Regions from separate parts of the Mus musculus genome. Here region 1 is linked to region 2. Evidence: chromatin contacts called from ENCODE Hi-C or POLR2A ChIA-PET data. All regions are on one chromosome and are shown on one strand. Each heading gives the region's core, a stretch centred on a gene start or an enhancer-like site at or near the end of the contact. The rest is flanking DNA. Distances are from core to core; before and after follow the strand shown.

What was found. A loop is a pair of places that touch in the nucleus more often than their neighbours do. ChIA-PET counts read pairs that join two places held with the same protein, here RNA polymerase II (POLR2A).
Region 1: a map of Patski shows a loop between it and region 2 (2.4-fold over the local background). The contact joins two enhancer-like sites. A Hi-C loop is called at or near these places in 1 of 37 maps with a recorded cell type or tissue (Patski). POLR2A ChIA-PET finds 5 or more read pairs at or near these places in 1 of 5 experiments (Patski).

The regions. Positions count from the first base shown.
Region 1 is chr13:63,148,651-63,155,005 of GRCm38, forward strand. All of the region lies in intron 5 of Aopep (aminopeptidase O), which reads left to right. Among named protein-coding and RNA genes, the nearest start is that of Gm30409, 19 kb to the left of the region's middle. Within about 2 kb of position 2,806, at least 1 of the 3 ENCODE cell types and tissues checked has a DNase peak (open chromatin) inside an H3K27ac peak, as active enhancers do.
Region 2 is chr13:63,243,601-63,250,174 of GRCm38, forward strand. The region is part of intron 13 of Aopep (aminopeptidase O); the gene reads left to right. Among named protein-coding and RNA genes, the nearest start is that of Gm16907, 50 kb to the right of the region's middle. Within about 2 kb of position 1,776, at least 2 of the 3 ENCODE cell types and tissues checked have a DNase peak (open chromatin) inside an H3K27ac peak, as active enhancers do.

The DNA of each region.
Region 1 (6,355 bases), core at 1,556-4,055, 94 kb before region 2:
GACTGTCCAGACTTGTCTCCTCATGAGGCAGTTTCCAGGCTTCCATGTAATATAACCATAGATAACAGACTCTCGTATGCAGTGTGTTTCATAGTTCAGTTCTTGGCCCACTATTGTATTGCTGTCTCGGGACAAAGCAAAGCATGCATAATTGTGTTAAATAAAGACATGTCCTGTGTCATGGTGGAAGTTCACTTGATTAGCTCTATAGGAACAAACATATTCACTCTTGTTGAGAGGTGAGGAAGTAGAGAGAATTATGTTTTGTCATCTGTGTGCTTCAGTGGATGCTAATTGAAATGTACTTTTCAGGAAAGTTCTCTAGGTCCAGCAGGAAACATACAGCTTTCTGCACCAGTGTAATTAAAGACAGGTCAAGACACACATTGCAAAACAGTCAATATTTGCTTTTATGGTACATTTGGTTGTGTCTCTGAAATACTAGAAACAGAGTGGCCTGTATGCCAATAACAAAAAAAAAAAAAAAAAAAAAAAGGAAAGAAAGAAAGAAGGAAGGAAGGAAGGAAGGAAGGAAGGAAAGAAGGAAAGAAAGAAAGAAAGAAAGAAAGAAAGAAAGAAAGAAAGGAAAGAAGAAAGGAAGGAAGGGAGAGAAGAAAAGAAAAGAAAAGAAAAGAAAAGAAAAGAAAAGAAAGAGAAATATATATCTGCTTTCATCTTTGAGAATCCAGAAACCACTAGCAGCTCATGTTCTTTAAGAAGTTGGGAAACTCAATCAAATACTGATTTTTCCTGCCTTAATTCTTTAGCATTTAAACACAAAATACCCAAATGCAGTTTCATTGAACTTTCAGAAGAGCAAAGACACCCTTGTCTGCTTCTTAAGGAAAGACAGTCTCAGCAAGGTGTATCCAGCCCCCCATAGTGGAGTCTTAACTCTGCATGGGTGGTTGCTTGAGAGGTAAAGTCTAGGCCATAGTCTCTGTGTGTATATGTAGTACTGTTTGGTGGGACAGACATAAAGTGCCTGCCACTCACCAATCCCTTCAGCACCTGAGAAGCTGCTGGTTTGCTGTTGGACACGGCCTTCCAAAGCCAGGTGAGGTGGTCTTGGCACTGGTGTTGGCAGCTACTTATTCTCAGCAACACTGAGCCCAACAACGAAATGACAACACTGTCTCATCCCCAAAGACTCATTTCTTTCCCAGACTCACTAGGAAGCCTCTCTCCTGTCACCAGTGCATCTGCTTTAGAGCCTGACCCTGTCTCCCACAAGCACTGACCACAATCCCTAGTGGGACCTAGGTGTGGGCCATTTAGACAACTTAAGTGTCAAACCTGGGACTATGAGCTTGGAGAGCCGATAACCTTGGCCTAATGTTTTTGTTTTTGTTTTTGTTGTTGTTGTTGTTGTTTGTTTGTTTAGATAGGTTTAATTTGAATTTGTTGTTGTTGTTGTCTTTTTTGACAGTTTCAGTATAGCCCAGTATAACCTTGAACCTTGAGATGATCCTTCTGCTACCGCATCTTAAGTGCTGGTATTCAAGGTGTGTAGCACTATGTTAGTCAGGATTCTGTAGAGAACAAAACCAGTCAAGTTGTGTGCTACTTAGTTTTGCCAACTTCACACAAGCTTAGATCCACCTGGGAGAAGGGACTCTCATCTGAAGAACTGCCTTCATCAGAGTGGCCTGCAGGCTGGTTTGTGGGGCATTTTCTCGACCACTAATTGTAGAGGAGGACTCAACCTGGGCTGCTTGAAAGATCAGTCAAGCAAGCCTGTAAGCAACATTTTTTCTATAGTCTCTGCTTCAGTTCCCACGTTCAGGTTCCTGCCTCCTGACATAGAAGTATGAGATAAATGAAATAAAACCCCTTCTTAGCAAGTCAGTTTTGACCAGTGTGTTATCACAGCAAGGAGAAGCTAACTGGGATAAACTGACTGCTACCACCCCAGCCACCATGCCTGACTGGCTTACTCTGTTTAACATACAGTGTGTTCTTCCCTCCAATGTCTGCTTCCCAGTTTGCCTCTGCTACTTCTAAAGTCTCCTGCTGCTTCTTGCAGCTTAGGAGACTTGCCCCTGCTCTCGGTTCTTGTTGCCTGCCTACCATCTCCTCCCCTTTCTCCTCCTCCATATCCTTGGTTTTCGGTTTTGTTTTTCTGTTTAATTTTGTGTTATCTACTTCCTCCCTCCTTCATTTCCTTATCCCTGGTCCTCCATTTACCCTCATTTTGCTATCTTGACTTCTTTAGCACATTTAGTTTATGATTGTTCCACTCTGCCCCACCCCCACAAATATCCATCTGTAGTTAAAATAGGTGTGTGGCCCTTCCAGGGCCTTTGGAGCCATGTACCAGAAGCTGGCCTCACCTGTTTCTCTAAGGAGAACACAGGGCATAGTTGTAGAGTAGTATCTCTCCCTCTCTTCTTCCCTTCTTCCCGGGAAGACACTAAAGCATTGCTGATCCAAAGGCCTGTTTTATCGGGCCAGTTCTGGCTGTGATGTAGTCACAGGGGACAAAGATCCTAAGGCACGGATGGTGTTTTTATTTCCATGACTCTGCTGATAAAACACTGAGAAACCTGAGGTCATCATACCAGGGGCTTGAGCTGCACAGAAAAGCCAGGAGCCTAGCAGCTACAGCTAAGCCCAGGGAGTCTGGCAGAGTAGACCAGAATGAGCTTCAGTCAGTACTGGGTTGGGCTGCATCGCCTGCTCACTGAGAGCTAGTGACCTTGCTTGCCAACCTGGAGAGCAGAACTCTGTGCACTTTACCTTCAACATCTGTAAATTGAGGCAATAACCACCTTTTCTACGGTTAGGGTAGAGCGAGTGTAGGAGGAGCTCAGTGTGAGGTGTGTCCTTAGTGTGCCAGCAGGGTGTGTCCTTAGGAAAGGGGAGCAGGAAGCCATGCTGGGCTGAGGAAACTGCTGCTCAAGTAGCGCTTGGTTTGATCACCACATGAAAACGCAGCAGGAGAGCCATGTGAGTAACCCCAGTGCTCAGGGGGCAGAGGCAGGAGGATCCCTGGAGCCTAGAGAACCAGTTAGTGAGTCTCAGGTAATGAAAGAGACTGTCTCCAAGTATGAGGTGGACAGCTCCTAAGGAACACCCAGCGTTTCTCTCTGACTTCCACACATGCACACTGTATTGATAAACGGTAAAGCTTGGAGCTCGGGGGCAGTCCTCAGTTCCTCTGCCATTGTCATAGTGGCCATTTGAGCCAATATGCATCCAGATAAATGAATAATTAAATGTACTGGGCTGGTGAGTTACAGCAGGTAAAGTCACTTGCTGGAAGGAGAGGACCTGACTCTGTAAGCTGATACATTGTCTTCTGACCTTCACACTTGTACCATCACACACACACACACACACACACACACACACACACAGAGAGGAGGGTGGGGCAGCAACTAGCAATAACAATAGCCTTTTCTGCTAAACCTATGTTTCCTGAAACACTCGTTGGATGTAACAATTTTCTCTCAAGCTGTTGAGAACTATGTTAAGGGTAGTTTCACAGGCTAGAAGGAGACCCTGGACACATGACACATATGTAGGAGGTGTGCAGTTCAGTCTCCATGTGATCCCCCCAACAACTGGAGCAGGGGCTCTCCCTAAAGCTGTAGCCTTACTGTGGTATCCCTTCCCCAACAGGGCTGCCTTGTCTGGCCTCAATGAGACAAAATCTGCCTAATCTAGCAGAGACTTGATGTTGGGAGGGGGAGCTCAGGGGACCCCACTCTCTCAGAGAAGAAGGGGATGGGATATGGGGGAAGGATTCTGAGAGAGGGGTTTGGAGGGGGCAGCATTTGGGATGTATATCAATCAATAAATAAATATTAAAAAAAGAAAAGGAAAAAAAAAACCTGATCATCTCCCCCACACACTTTTAAGACTCATCTGCTACAGTGCATCACAGATGAGGAAGATGGAAAGTGGCCGTTCCCTGTTGAGTAGTCACAGAGGTAGAGGGGGTAAGAATGGCCAGCATTTCTAGGCCATCCTTTGTGGCCTTTGAGGTGACAGATACATTCCTTACATTAGACCACAGTCAACAAAGAGGGACTGAAGGGTCTGACTCCAGGGACAGGAACTGATGGTAAGTGCACTTATGGGCATTGCTGGGCAGGCAACTTATGGAGGAAGAAGGAAGCAGGTGCGAATTGGGGGGGGGGGGGACGGGACACAGGACTTCCTCTTGAGATTACTCCAACCCAGCCCCCTATGCCCATTTACTGCAGTTGTCCAAACCATGTCAGCTATTAAACCACACCAGAGAAGGTTGCTTTTATGTGATTGACTCTAAGGTCTTTGGAATCATCCAGGTGGATACTAGCGAAAGGAGGGCTCCTTTCTCCTTCCAAGTTCTCTCTTTCTCTAAGCATATTGATGGTGGACGCCATTTGTTGTTGAAATTTAGAAAAATATTAAGTTCACAAGAAATTCAAGCTTGGTAAATATGTCTCCATGACACCTCTGCAAAAGTGTACTTGACCACTCCTCATCCCATCTCCCTCACCTCCAATCCTCACAACTCCCTCCCCACCTTCCACCCAAGACCCAGGATCTGCTGCTCCTGGAAACTCCCAATCTCTCTTTCTGTCCACTCAGCCTGTGGTGACCTGGTGCTGAGGCTTTTGGGCTCAGCTGCTAAATCAATCTCTCTCTCTCTCTCTCTCTCTCTCTCTCTCTCTCTCTCTCTCTCTCTCTCTCTCTCTCCCTCTCTCTCCCTCTCTCTTTCCCTCCCTCTCCCCCTCTCCCCCCCTCTCCCCCTCTCCCCCTCTCTCCCCCTCTCCCCCTCTCCAGCAGGATGGGGCCATGCTGGTCAGGCCTCCCTGGAAAAAAAGCAGAAATAAATCAAACACTAGCTCCTACTTAAGATCTGATGAAATTCTCCATTTCCTTTCCAAATTGAATTCCTCCCTCAGGAAGGGAGCAGCTTCTGGGAGTCACAAAGGCCTCCTTCCTTCTCTGCTGGAGGCATGTTTTAAATTAATGGACACAACACTCTAATCTGGCTGGGTGGGTCGCATTAAGGAGCAGTAGAGGGACAGTTTTCAGGCTGGGCGTGATACAAGCTTCAGGCATCTAGTACACTTGTCCTCTGCAGAGGAGTGGCCAGCCTCCACCATGCTGGGAAAGTGAGGAGCATAGATCTGCTGAGGCTCTCAGCAGCCCAGGCCTGCCTATTTCACACACACACACACACACACACACACACACACACACACACACACACACACACCTATAGCACAGAGCATGTGGCAGAGAATTCAAGAGAGGGGCTGTTACTTTGAGATTTAAAATGGCAATCCTGCATAACTCTCATCTGGAAAAACAATACATTCAATGACTTATGGTTTAAGAAAGCAAAACAATAACAACAAAATCTTTGCTCTTAGTGTGAAGATGTTAGCAATGTGATTATCTTCCTTGAGGTAGGTGATCCCTCTTCCAGGGCATAAGAATTCCAGGGGTTTTGACAGAAGGGAAGCCTGAGCCGATTGCTTGGGTCTGAGAATACAGGATTGGACTGTGCACCTGTGAGTGGGCCTTGCATACCAAACCAAGGTCATGGTAGCCTAGACATTCTAAAAGCTCTCTGTTGTGGGGTGCTGTCTATGCTAAGGGACCTACTAGCAAAGGGACATTGACTGTTGATCCTCAAAGTGGACTGAGGTGTGTTGTTTTCTTTACTAGCTACTGAGGAAAACGATGCTTTAAAACGTCTATGTACCTTGAGTAAGTGATTCTGACATTCAGAGTCAGAAAGAGGGAAGGAAAGTTGTCGTTATCCCTTATGTCCCAAGTTTGCTTAACACCCTTGAGGGTAGTCACTGAAAGCTTGAAAGCAGGGTCGGTCCCACATGGACATTGGCTACCGGGAGAGCTCTGAGTGATAACAGAGTTATTGTATCATGTGTGACAACCTATCTTCACACTTCCTTCTTCCCCACAGAACAGTAGGAAATTGGTTACTGTTGACTGGGAAGAAAGGGCTGAGGGTAGGAAATGGGAACTTTAGACAGATCTCTATAGATCTGTCCTTAGTACATCCCAGAGGCACCCCCAGTTCAGGAAGGTGAGGAGAGAAGTCTGGTGGAGATGACTGTTCATGGGAAACAAACTGGAAGATGGAAAATGAAGCTCACTCCCCACCAGCCACTCATGTGAATTCTTCCATCTCTTCTGGAATAGTCATTCACATGGGCCCCCATTGGAACAAAGCAGTGGACCCCAGTCAGGGGCAGTCCCTCTACAAGTCCACACATCCCCTTTTGAACCTTCCTGGCTTGAGACAGAGTCAGCTGTCTGATCTCTGCCCACATGGCCATGGCTGTCACAGTGGCCACTGGACCCTTTCCAGAGATGAGCCTGCTCATAC
Region 2 (6,574 bases), core at 526-3,025:
TGATTACTGCACATTTAATAACTTAGAGAAAACCCCCTTTGCCATTTCCATTTTAGCCTTTGTGTGCATGCTGAGATCAGAAGTATTCATAGGCTGGCTTTCCAGCCACTGGGGTGACTCACAAGCCATCCTCTGTGTCTGGTGTATCTGAAGCAAAGGTCCAGAGGGTGGTGAACCAGCCTTTGTGAGTCATAGTGTCACCGAGAGCCGACACTGTTGACTTCTGTCACAATTTGGAGCTTACAATTTTCTTAAACTCATAGTGATGTGTCCAGGTTAAATATAAAGACTGAACAGGGGAGTGAGGCACATGGCCCGAGCTGTTCATGGCCCATAGCGGCAAGTAGTCAGCTCTGTCTCTTCTCCTTCTGATAAAATGCTAAAGTTTGGAGCAATTTAATCTGTTTTTACAACACCTTTCTTATTACACACTTGACTTGGAGCCACAAAAGCAGTGGTGATCTCTGTTGGGGTGAGAATGCACCGTGACTTTTAAGTCTGTGAATTCAGGGAGGTCTACATTCTGTTTACGCCTTTGAGACGCAGTGTGCACTTGCTACACTTCTGCCGTGTGTGTGTGTGTGTGTGTGTGTGTGTGTGTGTGTGTGTGTGTGTGTGAGAGAGAGAGAGAGAGAGAGAGAGAGAGAGAGAGAGAGAAAGGGAGAGAGAGAAAGCGAGCGAGCGCGAGCGCACCCAGAATGTTAAAGGTAGGTGATTTAGGCTTGAAATAGTTTGTCACAGTGTTTGTCTTTTGTGACATAAGTCTTTTATATTCTGTTGTAATTCTGGAAACCAGTATTTAAGATTTTTGTTTTGTTTTAAAGTTACTTAACTCTTTACTGGACTCACAGCAGCCAGTGGCGGCTGATAGACTTCAATCACTTGTAGCCCTGGATGCACAAGCCAGTAGTAAAAGCAACCCTTGAGAGCTGGGAGCATGCAGCCAAGTGCCCACAGTTACTGGTAGCCACTCCCTGCACCCAGCAACCTGGTGGGTATGGGTGGCTGCCCTTATACCTGAGGCAAGGCTCCCCTGGAGTTTCCTAGGCATGGTGCCCTTGCCTCTTTTAAGAGTACTGTTGCTTTGTGAGAATCCATAACTAGTCCACACTTGCCGAGCTATGGTCTCATACAATAGCTTCATTGATTCTTGATTTCCATAGAAAAGCTTTATGGGTTCTAATGAATTACCAGCCGCCCTTCACCTCCTCAGAGAGTGTCTTTGTGTCCTGGGCCTTGCCTTTGGAAAAGGACTTATGTGAGTGATGGGTGCAGAGTAATTAATGAAAGTTGTTATGAAGCAACCAAGCCGGGGAGGGTTGTGTGTGTGTGTGTCTGTGTGTCTGTATGCAGTTTACTGTATTGCTTAGATGCTTAAGTAATCCTGTGTACCTGGGCCTTGTTTCTATACCTCTTCCTACCCTTGTATTTATAATAAATCTTTAACAAATACAATATTGAACATTCTATATCCAAATCTCATGTCAGATCAAATCATGCAAGATCTTGACATTTTTGCTCTCTTTAAGCTGGACCAAGAGAAAATTGCTATATTTTGTAGCCTCAGGAAGACAGTCTGGTTTGTGTAATGTTATACCATTAAATTTTCATCTGTTCCCTAGACTGATTCTTTTTAAGAGTCTACAACTTAAAACCAGAAGAGATTCTGACATCTCTGTGTGTTCTGAAATCCCTGCCAGCTTTAAACTGGTCTAACAGGAAAAATTAAGACCATGACCGGCTGCCCTCAGCACTTACTCCTAACAACAGTCACCCGCTCGTCCCCACGCACCTCCTCACAGCCTCTCTGAGTGGAACCATTAATGCACCCATAGCTGACACTTGCCGAGTGTCAAGCCCAGTTCTGAGTGATTTATGTGCAGCAGCTGACGTGAATGTCCCACTGAAGCCCGCCACAACCCACACAAAGACAGTGCAGACTGCATCGGACACTCTGTGTACGTTGGTGCAATATTAGCTAGTCAAGTAACTGCTACAAAAATAATGCTTTGGGCAGTATCCTAAAATTCTTAGTCCTCAACCACCAGCACAAAGCGCACATTTCTAAATTGAGACAATCTCAACCAGCATGTATTTTGAAAACACTTGAAAGTATGCTGATAATTACACTTGTGTTGATTTCAGTGTGTTTGATGCCAGCCACCACCAATTCTTTCCTGCATCGAAAGATGAAAGCTATTTTCATATAAAACATAAGAGTGGAAAAGGGAGGTGGGAGAAGAACATTCTTGTGGCTTTTTAGTTACTTTTATAGGCAGCGTTAATTTCATTCCTGTGACAGAATGCTTTCCTTGGCACTCACTCTCATCTTAGGCATTTTAATGAGCTGCTGTTTTGTGCCTGTGCTCATATGGCACTAATAAGATGTGTTATTTTTAGTAGCACCTACTGGTGTCACCTTGGGTTAGGACCTGTCATTGTTTCCATTAATTATGTGTTACAGCAGGCGGACACTTGAGTGTATTCAGCCTAGACGTCAGCCAATGTGTATCTGATATATATTCAACCTTGAGAGCCCCGCACTTGGAGAAGACCACATGTGGCCTCACAAGTATTTGTGGCATTGATTAGATGATGAAGCTCACAGTGGTATTTACGTTTGCAATCCTCCATGATGCTGCAATTAACCAAAAAAAAAAAAAAAAGCCAAAACAAAACCTTTTATCATTTTGTTTAAGCTTGCTATTTATTTTGTTCTTTACTGGTTTTCCATGAAGATTCCCTGGCTTTCCTGGAGACAGTCTCTTTAGTGTCTTCTAGAAGGAGGGCTTAGAGGTGGGAGAACCTGAGGCTGAGCCTGATGCTGGCCCCTGGGTTTGCTTTCCTCTGAGAACCCCTTTACCCCACAGGCCGCAGGCAGGCAGGTTTGTGAAAGTCCTACCTCAGTTTCACTTTCATATGAACTAGTGAGTTGGTCCTGTCTTTTGGGGGGGATTTGGGGAAACGTCTGATTTGGCTCTCCAGGGTATTTTTTATAAACACCCTCCTTTCTTTCGTATCGATTGTGTGATATGAGCAGGAAGGAAATTAGACACCGTTTCTGTTCCTTCACCCTTTATCATGTGACTTGAAATGTCCTTTTACTTCCAAGTAAATACGTCTGAACAGGGAACAAGCCGACTGTTTTTCCTGTAATTCACGTGCGGGCATTGTCAGCAGGAGCAGTGGTGTATACTGTCCTTCTAGGGAGTACATATGACCTCAGGACACTGGCACACTCCAGCCCTTCAAGGTCGCTCTCAGGTGTTAGCTCTTCCTTTCCATATTTGGAAGCTCGTTCTGTTGTCTGCTTCTCGGAAGGGTTATGGTGACAGTACTGAATCATGGCTGTGTGGTTGTAAGTTTGTCCTTAAATTTTACTTGTAGTTATTTATTTGGTCTCATTTCTTTTCTTCAGAGTGACCTGGTGTTTGGTTGGTTTTTGTTTTCCTTTCTGGGTGTCTGGATTTCTTTTTCTTTAAATTCCAAAAATTTTACTGTAAGAGTAGATTATTGTGGGTCACTTTCCACAGTTGCCTTGTGGCCTTGAGTTTAAGTTCTCTGGTTTGTAAGTTAAGAGCACACGTTTTTTGGCTTTTCTGTGAATAGACTTAAAACCGAATGACTTGATTTATGACGTGTTTTGAATCTGTTATTCTGATGTCCTTTCTAGACTCTGTGCTTAAGATGTTTGAAATGTAGAAACTGTTAAAGGCAGACCCGAACTGACAGAGATGTGGGCGGTTCCGGCTCTGTATGTGGGTGGGGGTGGGGGTGGGGGGAGGAGGGCTCTGGGCGCCACTCAGGGAAGGCAACTTAGGAGCAAGGTGCTTTCTGAAGCCTCTCGGCTGGAAAATTCCATCTCTGTTCTGTTTTACTCTCACCAAACCCTGGGTTTATATGTTCTCAGCTATATGCTCACAGAATAATACACAGAAAAACAATTACCTATTCGATGATGAGTAACATAGAAAACTCAAGTCAGCTAGTTTCCCCAGACACTGTCTTGAATTTGTTATACAACAAGCTCTCTGTCAAAAACTGCTGGGAAATGCCAAGGAAACATGAGCTGTAGTTTCTGGCTATGTGAAGGTATAACACAAGACACACCAACAATCAGTTGTAAAGCAATATGCAAGAAATAACCCGAACCGCACAGCAGAAGCAAAGGCTTCCGTTGTGTGATGCGTTCATCCGAGAACATCCTGCGCTCCTGTCGCATGCCTGGACCTTCTTTTGATGACACAACGCTTCGCACATCCGGGCTGGAAGTTATGGTGGGAAATGGAGTAACTGAGTTAACTGAATCCATTTTAATACTTTTGTCTGGTTTGTAGGCAGGGACAGGAATGGCTTTGATTGATTTGCATGTGAGCTGTGGTGGTGGTCTTCTTCCTTGAGAACATCGTTCTTATAGTATATCCCCTCAGGCTTTGCAAGTGAGACTGAAGCCTATGACCTACGTTCTGCCAACACTTAATAGGATGATCAAGAGATCCCAGGCCAGTGTGACCTCATCTCTGAATCATTATTCACCAAATTGTGTCTATTTAGACAACTTCATTACTAACTTCATTTCATATCCATGACATACAAAACCCTGAGCAAGGAGTAGAGATTATAAGAATTGGAGAAAAGCAGATTGGAAAACAAAGTTAACGAGGTCCCTATCTCAGGTGCAGGATGAGCGCAGTAGGTCAGCAGTAGCTGTGGGTCTCCTCCAGACTGACGGCAGGACACTGATGCGTTTAGTTCATTCAACTCCGGCTATTTTGTAGAACTGAGGAGACCGTGATTTCTGCGGTTGACGTTCAGATGGTCATCCTGGACAGATAAAGTGTGAAATTAGCATCTGTCTTCTGCTCACAACTCGGCCAGTGTAGGCCACACTGGGTGTGGGTGGTTCCCTGTCTCCTCCATCCAGCACACCCGCCTCTTCTTTTCACTGGTTGGGTTTCTGTTTTCTTCCCTTTAAACATTTGGCTTCAAGAAAAAGTAAGAAGTAAAGTGTTTCAGTATTGGGAATGGTGATTCATAGTTCGAGAGTTTTCCTAACTTTCATTCTCTTGTGAGTTTTTTGGATATTGTGTCCTGGCACTGGGAGAGCATCCGATGTTCCCAGCACCATAGTTAAAATGGGATCTCTTTTATTTTTTAATGTTTTGTTTGTTTGTTTTTAAGTGAGTGGCTCTTTGACGATACAAAGTGAATAGGCATGATGGGTCCTGTGCGTCTCAGTATCTCATGTATCCACAAATTGAAAGTGTTGACTTCTTAGCCTTTGCACTCTAAATAGACATATGGAAAAATACTGATTTTTAATGTATATAAAAGGAGGGAAGAAAACTGGATTAGCTTGTACCAAGAACCATGTAGACTCGGGGGAAAATGATCGAGGTAGGTGTGTGTGTGTGTGTGTGTGTGTGTGTGTGTGTGTGTGTGTGTGTGTGTGTGTGTGTTTGCTTTTGGTTTTCTTCTGTTTCTGCTCACAAGATAGTAGGACTCAAGGCTTGCTGTGAATTTTCAGTTGCAGTTCCTACTGTTACTGTGTTGTCTAGGAAAAGGCTGTACAGGGGAGGGGACCTTAATCTGGTGCCACACGAAGGGATCTGGAAATAGACATGCAGTGTGGTCTCCAGTTGCGGCCCTAACTATCTTTTCATGTTCAGTGTCGAAGGTCCAGCTCACATCTCTTCCGGATGTGGAGAGGAAGGACGCTGGCTGCCCCAGAGCCCACAAAGCACAGCCTTGAGTCTCTGAATGACTATTGAGCTGGGTAGATCTTACATGCCTAAAAATTCACACATGTGCACTATTTTGCATTGTAAGAAACTTACATAACTGTCTGACCATCATGGCCAACTTTGAGGGAGAGAGGAGCCCTGGTCTCAAGCGTGCCAGGCCAATGCTTGCGGTGAGTCCTGCAGCTGCAGACCCACAGCCCAATTTCAGATGTCTCTGTCATCTAGAGTTCTTGTGTCAGATTCTGATCCATTCCCGTTCCTATTCCTATTTCTATGCTTTCAGACTTCATAGTTTGCCTTTTCTAGAAACTCTATTGCAGTTGACTTATAGACGGCTTAAGTGTCTTCCTGAGTTTGGGGCTCTGGCCGTCATTTCTCTGTGTGTCAGCAATTTACTCCTTCTGAGTTTGTTGTTTCTTTTCATTGAAGTGATATTCCACAGCCAGACTTAGTACATCTTGTTTATCTGTTTACAAGTTGTTAGGCATATTTGCCGTTTTTATGTTATGAGTGCTGCTTCGCTGAACCGCAGGAAGCTGTCCTTGTGTAGGTGTTTTCTTTTCCTTTGTGGGGCACTCTGGGCTAGAGCGGCTCTGCCCGCTGCAGGTGCTTGCCTAGCCGACTTCAGAAGTTTCTATTTCACATCCCCAGCAGCAGTGTGGATGATCCCCAGAGTCCCTGACCCCCTTGTCTGTGCCTCCAGTTGGAAATCTGGGTGTCTCCACAAGTGAGCCACTATACCGTCTAGGCAGCTGGCTTGTAGCAGCCTGCTTTCTGATACAGAGCTCTTGTGCCCTAGATCCTATTGTGTCCTGGAAGCCTTTTTTGGT